Linked DNA regions of Homo sapiens: region 1 is linked to region 2. A link is a contact called in ENCODE Hi-C or POLR2A ChIA-PET data. All regions are on one chromosome and are shown on one strand. The core of a region is the stretch at or near the end of the contact, and the rest is flanking DNA. Distances in the headings are between cores, read along the strand shown. Region 1 has its middle 32 kb from the start of APOL5. Region 2 has its middle 14 kb from the start of MIR6069.

Region 1 (5,047 bases), core at 1,618-4,117, 340 kb before region 2:
CAGAGTAAATGATAACTGCTTGGTGGATGAAAAAAAAATTAAAATGGCCATGGTTAATGATCTCATGAGAGTTCATCTGAATTTTCATAAGAAAATTTAGTTATTCATGCGGTATATGACATTTTAAGATAACTGGAATTAAAGCTGATAACATTATACCAGGATATATCAGATTTCTAGGAATTTCATACAATTTCTGGAACACTTATATTAATAACATATAGCTATACAAACATAACATGATACTATATAACAAATAGCATCCTTTCTTATTTGATAACATAAAACATAAAAGTATAAAATACCAGAAGAAAATGTAGGACATTTTTATAATGTTGGATGAATAAAGGCCTTTCTTAGCATGGCATGAAATCCAGGTACCTAAAGGAAAATGTCTATGTCACATTTTAAAACTCTGAATAGAAAAAAAAAAAAACTACAAGGAAAGTAAAATGGCAAATGACTGACTGAAGAATATATTTGCAGTACATGTGACAGACCGTGGGTTAATATGCATCATATGTAAAGAGTGTCTACAAATTAACAAGAAAAGTATAGGCAGACAGAAAGAAAATGGACCACAGATCTGAAAAGGTGTGAGGTGTGGTAGGGCATGGTCAGGCTTGCTGCACTGAAACCTCAAGTGGGTGCGATGGTGCAGTAAGTAGTGGGATGTGGTGGGATGTACCTGTGATATAGAAGCATTCCCTTATATGTCACAAGAACGAATCTTTTTTTTTTTTTTGAGATGGAGTCTCGCTCTGTCACTCAGGTTGGAGTGCAGTGGCGTGATCTTGGCTCACTGCAACCTCCGCCTCCCGGGTTCAAGTGATTCTCCTGCTTTAGCCTCCCAAGTATTTGGGATTACAGGCACACACCACCACACTCGGCTAATGTTTTTATATTTTTGGTAGAGATAGGGTTTCACCATGTTGGTCAGGCTGGTCTTGAACTCTTGACCTCAAGTGATCCACCCCCCTCAGCCTCCCAAAGTGCTGGGATTACAGGTGTGAGCCACTGCACCCAGCCCAAGAATGAATCTTGAATGCCGATCAACCCTTGACCCCAAACTAAAATATTGTAAAACCACAAGTTCTGGCTTGCTCTGATCTCCTCTGAAATAATGGATTCTTCACTCCGTAGGGGCTGCTGAGAGCACTACACTTCTGGCAACCTCCTCAGGAAACCAAGGGAGATAGGCAAGCTACACTCCCTTCCTGGCATGCTTGATTTTGCCAAGTACAAGTGCAGGCAATGACATCAAATGTTTCACCTCTCAGACGGCAAAAATGCAAATGATTGAGCACCTCGAATTTTGATGACAGTGTAGTGCAAAAGGCCTGTCCACACGTTACTGATAGACATGAGAATCTGGCAATATCTATAGATATTTTGAATGCGAATCCTCTATCAGCAGAATGGCATGTGGATTAGCTTGAGAAACTAGAGACTAACACATCTATGTCCTTCTCAGCCCAATTAGACAGAATCGAGTCATTTTAACCTTAGGGACTGCACTAAGAGTGCCAGTTACAGGATTTATTGCTAATGATTTATAGGGCTCCAAATGACAGTGCTTACAAATCTATAGATTCTTGAAGAGAAAGGAGCACTCTACAGCTAACATTAAAGTCAGGATGTGTGCAGGGCATGGTGGTGCATACCTGTAATCTCAGCACTTTGGGGAGCTGAGGTGGGAGGATTGCTTGAGACCAGGAGTTCGAGACCAGCCTGAGCAACAGAATGAGATTCCCATTGCTACAAAAAATTTAAAAATTAACTAGGCCTGGGCTGAGTGCAGTGGCTCACGCCTGTAATCCCAGCACTTTAGGAGGCTGAGGCAGGTGGATCACCTGAGGTCAGGAGTTTGAGACCAGCCTGGCATACGTGATGAAACCCCATCTCTACTAAGAATACAAAAAATTAGCTGGGTGTGGTGGTGCACACCTGCAATCCCAGCTACTTGGGAGGCTGAGGCAGGAGAATTGCTTGAACCCAGGCGGCAGAGGTTTCCGTGAGCTGAGATCATGCCATTGCACTCCAGCCTGGGTGACAGAGGAAGACTCTGTCTCAAGAAAAACAAAACAAAACAAAACAAACAAACAAACAAAAACTAGGTGTGGTGGCACACCCCTGTAGTCCTAGCTACCCAGGAGGCTGAGGTGGGAGGACGCTTAAACCTAAGAGTTGGAGGCGTCAATGAGATATGATCATGCCACTGGACTCCACTGTGCAACAGAGACCAAAGAAAAAAAAAAGAAGAAGATGTGCATCACAGCTATGGCCAGCTCACAGCAAGGGGTCTGGCAGGGCCGGTTTGGGTTTCTATTGTCCTCTCTACTGTATGGTCATGGCAAAATGCACTTCCTCTTTCAGATACAGAACCCTTGGCAGGTGCACAGAGCACCACAGAACTAAGGGGCCCAAAAGAGAGTCTCGGCTGGGGTTTTTTATGTTTCACAGGTCACATACACAAATTCCTGTTACATAACTAGCTTCTGCAGCACAGCTCTCTGGGGGTCTCACCAGGAGAAAATCAGTCTTACTGTTATCAATAAACAATGCTGACAAGTTGGTACAAACCACGCCAAACTCCTCCTTGCCCCCCTGCCTACAAAGCGACACTATTCACCGGCTTTCCTGCCTTGGGCAACATCAGTGCCAGGCAGCAAGTTTAGTACAACCGCTCAGTTTCATTCTAGACATGCTGCAATTCACCCTCAGAGCACAGGAACTAAACAAGGAAGAGGTGTGTTTATTGGGTTTTTGGGCAAAAAAGGAAAGATAAATGCAACTGATTTGTCCCTTCCCACGGTTCCGCATCCCTCATTCCAAATGCAGTACTCACGTTCCGGGCCCGCCCCCTCAGGATGGAGCTCTCAGGGTCATGAATCGGCATTGGACCTCCATGTTCGGTGGTGTGGCTTGTTTTTACAGGTTACTTAATAGGATCCAGGTTGGGTTACGAGCAACCTATAAATAAACCAGATGCGCTCCACAGAGCCCCAGACCCAGGCCAGCTCTTCTGCTGATCATATGCTACCTATCACACGCGCACACTCTGTTTATATCTACCAGACACAGGCCTGCCAAGGCTGTTCCATCAGGACAGAGGAATGGTGGATATCTTTTATACTTTGCCCATCATAATTTTCTTCCTGGAAGTGTGGGTGCACCTCCTTTGCAGAGGTGGGTGCCTGACTCAGCCGGCCTATCCCATGAGTGGATTGCAGAGGTTCACAAACCATTTGGACCTAGCCACTTGGTAATTGAACTGTTCAGTATTTCTGTGACCTAGGGAAGCTGTGAAAAAAATTGCTGAAACACTAAGGCTCTCAGACACTAACTGCAGAACCTCTGCCATGCTGGTGCTTTGGGCAGAGCCATTCCCAGGACTTCTGTGGGAGAAATAGGTAGGAAAGATGGACGCCCTTCCCTCTGGGGCTGCTAGTTAAAGGACAAGGCAAATCTAGATCTCTGATGGTCATCTTTTCCATGTTGTACAAAGGTCATTCCTGGGAAAGAAACCCACGTGGAGGAAAGCAGACCTGAGAGAGACAGGAGTCCTAGGCCAGGCACGGTGGCTCATGACTGTGATCCTAGCACTTTGGGAGGCCAAGGTGGGGGCGGATCGCTTGAGGTCAGGAGTTCAAGGCCTGTCTGGCCAATATAGTGAAACCCCATCTCTACTAAAAGTACAAAATTAGTGGGGTGTGGTGGCACTTGCCTGTAATCCCAGCTACTTGGGAGGCTGAGGCAGGAATCACTTGAACCTGGGAGGTGGAGGTTGCAATGAGCTGAGACTGAACCATTGCACTCCAGCCTGGGCAACAGAGTGAGACTCTGTCTCAAAAAAAAAAAAAAGTCCTAGTATATAGTTGAGCACCTAGAACCAACCTTACCTGAAGCAGGGACATTGCTGGACTTTTCATTTTATGACCTAATTCATTCCTGAACCAGTCAGCATTCCTAGCTGCTAACAAAGTGAACCCAAACTAGCTTAATCAGAAAAGCAATGTATTACCAAATATTAGGTATCTCAGAAGCTCTCTAGGAGAGAAGGAAAAATGGCCTATATACAATCTGTGTCCAGAAGAAACACCCTCAGGAACAGCACCCAAAATCACACTGAAAAGTGGTTTAGTGGGAAGCACTGGTAGGCACAGACAGCTCTGACTTCAGCACCATTGTCACCAACGTGACCAATGCTGGATACACGACTACAGCCTCTTATGCTGTTGGCTCTGGAAACAGGATGTAACTGCTGCCATTATCCCCAGAATAGATTCTGGAGGGAGCTCATGATTTGAAGTCTAATATGGGTACATCTGTTTGGCTGCATCTCTGCATCAAGAGAGGCTGGGAATGAGTATCTGATTTCTGTAGTCAGAGGCTATTGCCACATCCCACCAAGAGCTATAGAGCAGGGAGCGCCCCCAAATGGAGGAAAAGTGTTTACTGGGCAAAAAGAATCACCAAAGTCTACAAAGCCTTTGACTACCCAACATCAGCAAGTACACACACACACACACACACACACACACACACTTAAATAAACAAAACAAAGTAACAGAAAATAATATTTATAAACCCCTTTTAGCCCACATACACACAAAAATACTCTTTTCAAAAGGGGATCAGGACACATCAGTTACTGCATCCAGCTCCAAGTCAGCTTCCAATTCCATCCCAGGGCAGATCACCTATGTCTTCATTCCAGCTTCTTGGTGGCTGGGAAAGTGAGTTTACCGATCAAGTGCTGGGTGGCTGTGATGTTTTACAAATGTCCACCAGAGTCCATGTCAGTTTCTCTCCTCCTCTCCTTCTCTCTCCCTGTCATTCCTTCTCTCCTGTCTCTCATTCTTTCTCTCTCTTTCTCTCTGTCATTCCTTCTCTCCGTCTCTCTGTCTCTCATTCCTTCTCTCTCTCATTCCTTTTCTCCTCTTTCTCGTTCCTTCTCTCTCTTTCTGTCATTCCTTCTCTCCTTCTCTCTCATTTCTTCTCTCCTTCTCTCTCTCATTCATTCTCTTTCTCTCATTCCTTCTCT
Region 2 (4,507 bases), core at 949-3,448:
TGACACAGGGGGCCCCAGGAGTCCCCACCCTCCACCCTGCACTGACTTCCCTGTGCTTGTGCGTGGGTGGGGGCTGCTTCCTCCCCGGGCAGGCTGGGCTGGCACACAGAGCCTCCTGGGCCCCTGCACCAGGTAGGGAGGCAGTACACTGGTCAGGGCAGGCCCCTCCCCTCCCTGGGCCTCCACTTCCCTGTCTGCACATTTCTCACCCGCCTCAAGAGGTCCAAGTGCCCTGCCAACCTGACTCTGACCCACTGGGGATTTGGGGCCCTGGTCAGCTTGGGTTCCTTCCCTCTGCTGGCCAGCCTGGTCCACGGTGCACAGAGGGTGCAGGGCCAGCCTGCAGCAGGGGCAGGAAGACGTCACGGGAGTCCTGAGTCAGAGGCAAGGGGTGAGGATTCGGCCCGGCGAAGCTGCTTCCTCCAGTCTCGCCCTGTACCAGGGTGGGTGGAAGTGAAACCTGCCAGCTTACCCGCTTGGGTCTGCTCTGAAAAAACAAGCGGACATGGGGACCAGGAGAGCAGCCCCAGCCCAGCTCCCAGCACCTGTATCTCCCTCCACTCTGCCGGCACCCCTGCTCGCTCCTGGTCCCATGGCTAATCCTTGGATCTAAGGCTAGGCTGCCCTAGGATGAATCTAGCCACCCTCAAACTCCCACTAGGGCAGGGGGCAGGGGGCAGGGAGTGGAGGCGGGTGTTTCATGTGGCAGCCCCTCTGAAGACACTGTGGCCACCTGCGAAAGAGCAGTGTGTCTGGGAGAATGGACCCAGGGCCTAGAGGGCAGCAGAGGGCAATACAGGGCTGCTTCGTCCCTTTGAATTCATACGTTGAATCTCTAATCCCTAGTATATCAGAATGCGATTGTATTTGGAGGTAGGACCTTTAAAGAAGTGCCAGGCACTGTGGCTCACACCTGTAATCCCAGCACTTTGGGAGGCCGAGGCGGGTGAATCACACGAGGTTGGGAGTTCGAGACCAGCCTGGCCAACATGGAGAAAACCCGTCTCTACTAAAAATACAAAATTAGCCAGGTGTGATGGCGCATGCCTGTAATCTCAGCTACTCAGGAGGCTGAGGCAGGATAATTGCTTGAACTGGGAGGCGGAGGTTGCAGTAAGCCGAGATCGCGCCATTGCACTCCAGCCTGGGCAACAAGAGTGAAACTCTGTCTCAAAAAAAAAAAAAAAAAAAGTGATTAAGGTACAATAGGTACAATAGATCATTAGGTGGACTCTAATCCTTGATGAATGCTGTCCTTATAAAAATGGGACTTTTGAACATAGAGAGATGCAGAGGGGATATGATGTGAGGCCCCAGGGAGAAGATGACCATATACAGCCACGGAGGGGCCGGAAGGAACCAACTGAACAGATGGAGTCCACGTCCTTGATGTTGAACTTCAGCCTCTAGAACTGTGAGAAAGAAGATTTCTGTGTCTAGGGGCCTGTCTGTGGGGCAGGGTGGTGGCGGTCCACGCGGAGAGGGTGGGAGGCACTGGCAGGACGGGGCAGTGGTGGCAACAGAGATTGGTTTCTGCGGGGATGGGGGGAGAGAAGGAATGAAGGACGGCGGGAAGCAGGTTTCTCACTGCTGGAGAAGGGAATTAGACATAGGGGAAGGGCGGAAAAGAGAAGGAATCTGTGGTAGAGCTGGAGTTACTGGGCGAGCTCATGATTTGTCTACACGTGGAGACAGAAACGGCAATGCACACGGATCTGAGCGTGTCGGCTGAGAAGGCGCGGGAGCAGGGGGCCCCAGCAACGGCACACCGGGGCTCTGTAAAGAGAGGGAGGGGACCGGGCTCACTTTTGCCCACCCAAAGCTCCCGTAGCTGAGCTCCCAGCTTGTCTCACCAAATCCTCCCCACAACCCTGTGAATCGGGACGTTTAAGAAGATCTGAGGCTTCCAGAGATGAAATCCCTTGTGTAGTCCCACAGCAGAGCCCGGCGGTGAAGCCAGACCCTCGGACTCCAGCTCCCAGCCCCATCACCATTGTTACTCAGCCCCACCAGTCAGAGGGCGTGTGCGCGTGTGTGTGTGCACGCGCGCGCCTGTGAGCTCGCGCGGGGCAGGAGCGGGCAGGAGCCGGCAGCACCCGCCCCTTTCTCCCGGTGTCTGTACCCGGGAGGGGCTGATTTGGCCGCGGTGGACTCCACCCTAGTGCCCCGGCAAGCCCTGTACATGCAGTGCTACTGCCATCTCGTGGTCGCCTTGAAACACTGACCCTGAGCAGGGGCCGTAGACCGTGCTCAGGACTCAGAACTGGGCCTACCTCCAGCCACCTTGGAGCGGGCAAAGGCTTCCTAAAGCGCCTACCGAGAGCCCGCAGAGCCCAATCCAGGAACGCCAGGGGGACCCTGCCGTGTTGCCAGGATCAAGACAGCCCTGACCCTCTTAGGGTTAGCAGCCCAGACCAGGAGGAAAGACAGACACAGTCCTTTGGTTCTCTCCCAGTGGGGAGTAGGGACAGACGTTATTCTGGAGCTGGGAAGGCAATACCAGAGGCAGAGCAGGGGTCCCTAGAATTACTGAGGAGTCTGAGGGGCAGGGCTCTGAGCCAGGTGTCTGGAGCAGAGGCCATTCTGGAAGGGAGCAGGGAACCATCCGTGACAATAACAACATGTACAGAGCATTGTCTACATGGCAGGTGCTGAGTTACTTGTTGGCTCAGTCAACCCTAACAACCCTATGAGGCAACGAGTGTTATCTGCCCATTTTACCAGTGAGAAAACAGAAGCACAGAAAGGTTAAGTAATTTGCCTAAGGTCACACAGCCCAGAAGTGGCCGGTCTGGGAGGTGGGTACTGACACTAGGGCAGGAGGTGGAGGGGTCGGTGTCCAGGCCCAGGGTGGGATCGTGGTGGCCCAGGGGAGCCAGGAGGGAGAGGGCTTGGTGGAGGCTCTGCAAAAGGCTTCCTCAAAGGCAGGCCTGGGGCTGCCCCCCAGGCGCCCTTTCCCCTGCCCACCAGCCCCTCCCAGCTCCACTCAACCCCTCCCCTCCATGCCCCCGGCCCAGCGCCTTCCGATGTAGCTGGGCCCAGCGGGAGCGGCGGCACCTCGTTAATCCTGCCCTGTGGTGCCAGGTGGAGGCCCTGCTCCTACCCAAGGCTCCCACCAGACAGCTGGCCCTCATTTTCTTGGGGCCAAGACTTCCTGCAGCTGTAAAGTGATCCCGCCCAGGCCTGCAGCCTCAGACAGAGCCTGCTGCCAGGGAACCCAGCCTGACTGCACTGATGAATTCCCGCCAGCGCCCCCCCCCCCAGCCCCCATGCAGCCCCAGCAGCCTTCTCTCTGAAGGAGGCCTTCAGGCAGCCTGGAACTGTTCCAGCCAGCCAAGCCGAGACCTCTGCAGGGGCCACCTCCTGCCTGGCATTCAAGGCCCTTCATGGCCCAGCCCACCCCATCTTACCTCAGCAGCCTTAGGCCGTCCTCACAGAGAGCCTCCTGGCCCTGGGCGTCCCGTCCCATCTTCTTCTTTTCACAGCGTGAAACAATGATTGAGTTTATGTCTGTCTTTCTCGTCCCTTTCCCTCCCACGTGACCCCACAGGGCTGGCACCTGGCCGCTTCACTTCTGTCTGGCGGGCACCTAGCGCTATGCTGTGTGCAGCTGGCTCCCAGGGGATGCACCCACAGGGAGGAATGAACAACCTGGCAGTTTTCACCCTTAGCACCTGAGGCCCTCCCAGCCCTGGGGGCCTTCTGTGGAAGTTTCCTTGGGTTTCCCAGCTAACACAGGGGAGAGGAGGCCTTGGCTTTGATCCTTGTAAAATCACAACTCCCCTCTAAGAGGTCCCCAGTTAAGTAGGGAGAGAATGAGGGAAGCAGGCAGTGGGGTGTGGGTGGGGCAGGCAGGTGAGGCAGCAGTGAGGAAGGTTGGGGGTCCCAGTCTTCCATTACTTAGTGTATGACCAGGCAAGTCCCTTCCTCCCTCAGCCTCAGTTTCCCCATTTGTAACTGGTGGCCAACACCATTGACCCCCTGGGGCTGTTGTGAGGTACTGAAAGGGCTGGGCCAGGGTAGGGCACCTGGCAGGAGCTCACAGATGCCCTGGATGTGGCAGAGGGAGCTTGGCCTGGACCATGAGCATCCTGATGGCGGCAGGGCCTCCCCCTCCCCTGCCTGGCACCAGTGTGCCTGCCCCCAGCTGCTTTCCTTGCCCCAACTCCATCTTGAGGGCTGGGCTGGGCCTGGTCTCCTGTATGCCCAGCTCCAGACCATACCTCAGATGGCAGGTGCTGCCTGCCCACTGCCCATGGGAATCAGTGGCTGCTCACACAGACCTCGGCCCTCTCCCAGGAGCCCAGGACCCTGTGGACCCAATTGCTTTGGCCTCACACCGTTCCCCGACCGTGTCCTGGGCCAGGAGGCTCCAACATGCCTCAGCAGTGACTCCCAGGGAGTCTGGCCTAGAGATCCCACACCTGAAAAGGTGGCACCCTAAGACCTGGGGCTCTTGAGCTGCCATGGAGGGAAGAGCTGACCCCCTGCACCTGACCTGGGGCCC

Evidence for each region. A loop is a pair of places that touch in the nucleus more often than their neighbours do. ChIA-PET counts read pairs that join two places held with the same protein, here RNA polymerase II (POLR2A). Pooled maps may share reads with other maps.
Region 1: a pooled map shows a loop between it and region 2 (2.3-fold over the local background). The contact joins two enhancer-like sites. A Hi-C loop is called at or near these places in 5 of 50 pooled maps. POLR2A ChIA-PET finds 5 or more read pairs at or near these places in 4 of 52 experiments (GM12878, HEK293, T-cell and 1 more).

Annotation. Positions count from the first base shown.
Region 1 is chr22:35,683,816-35,688,862 of GRCh38, reverse strand. No RefSeq gene overlaps it. Among named protein-coding and RNA genes, the nearest start is that of APOL5, 32 kb to the left of the region's middle. Within about 2 kb of position 2,867, at least 3 of the 41 ENCODE cell types and tissues checked have a DNase peak (open chromatin) inside an H3K27ac peak, as active enhancers do.
Region 2 is chr22:35,348,607-35,353,113 of GRCh38, reverse strand. No RefSeq gene overlaps it. Among named protein-coding and RNA genes, the nearest start is that of MIR6069, 14 kb to the right of the region's middle. RefSeq lists enhancers at 497-636, 1,947-2,066, 1,633-2,141, 2,732-3,264, 3,265-3,797 and 1 more and a silencer at 2,167-2,286. Within about 2 kb of position 2,198, at least 26 of the 41 ENCODE cell types and tissues checked have a DNase peak (open chromatin) inside an H3K27ac peak, as active enhancers do.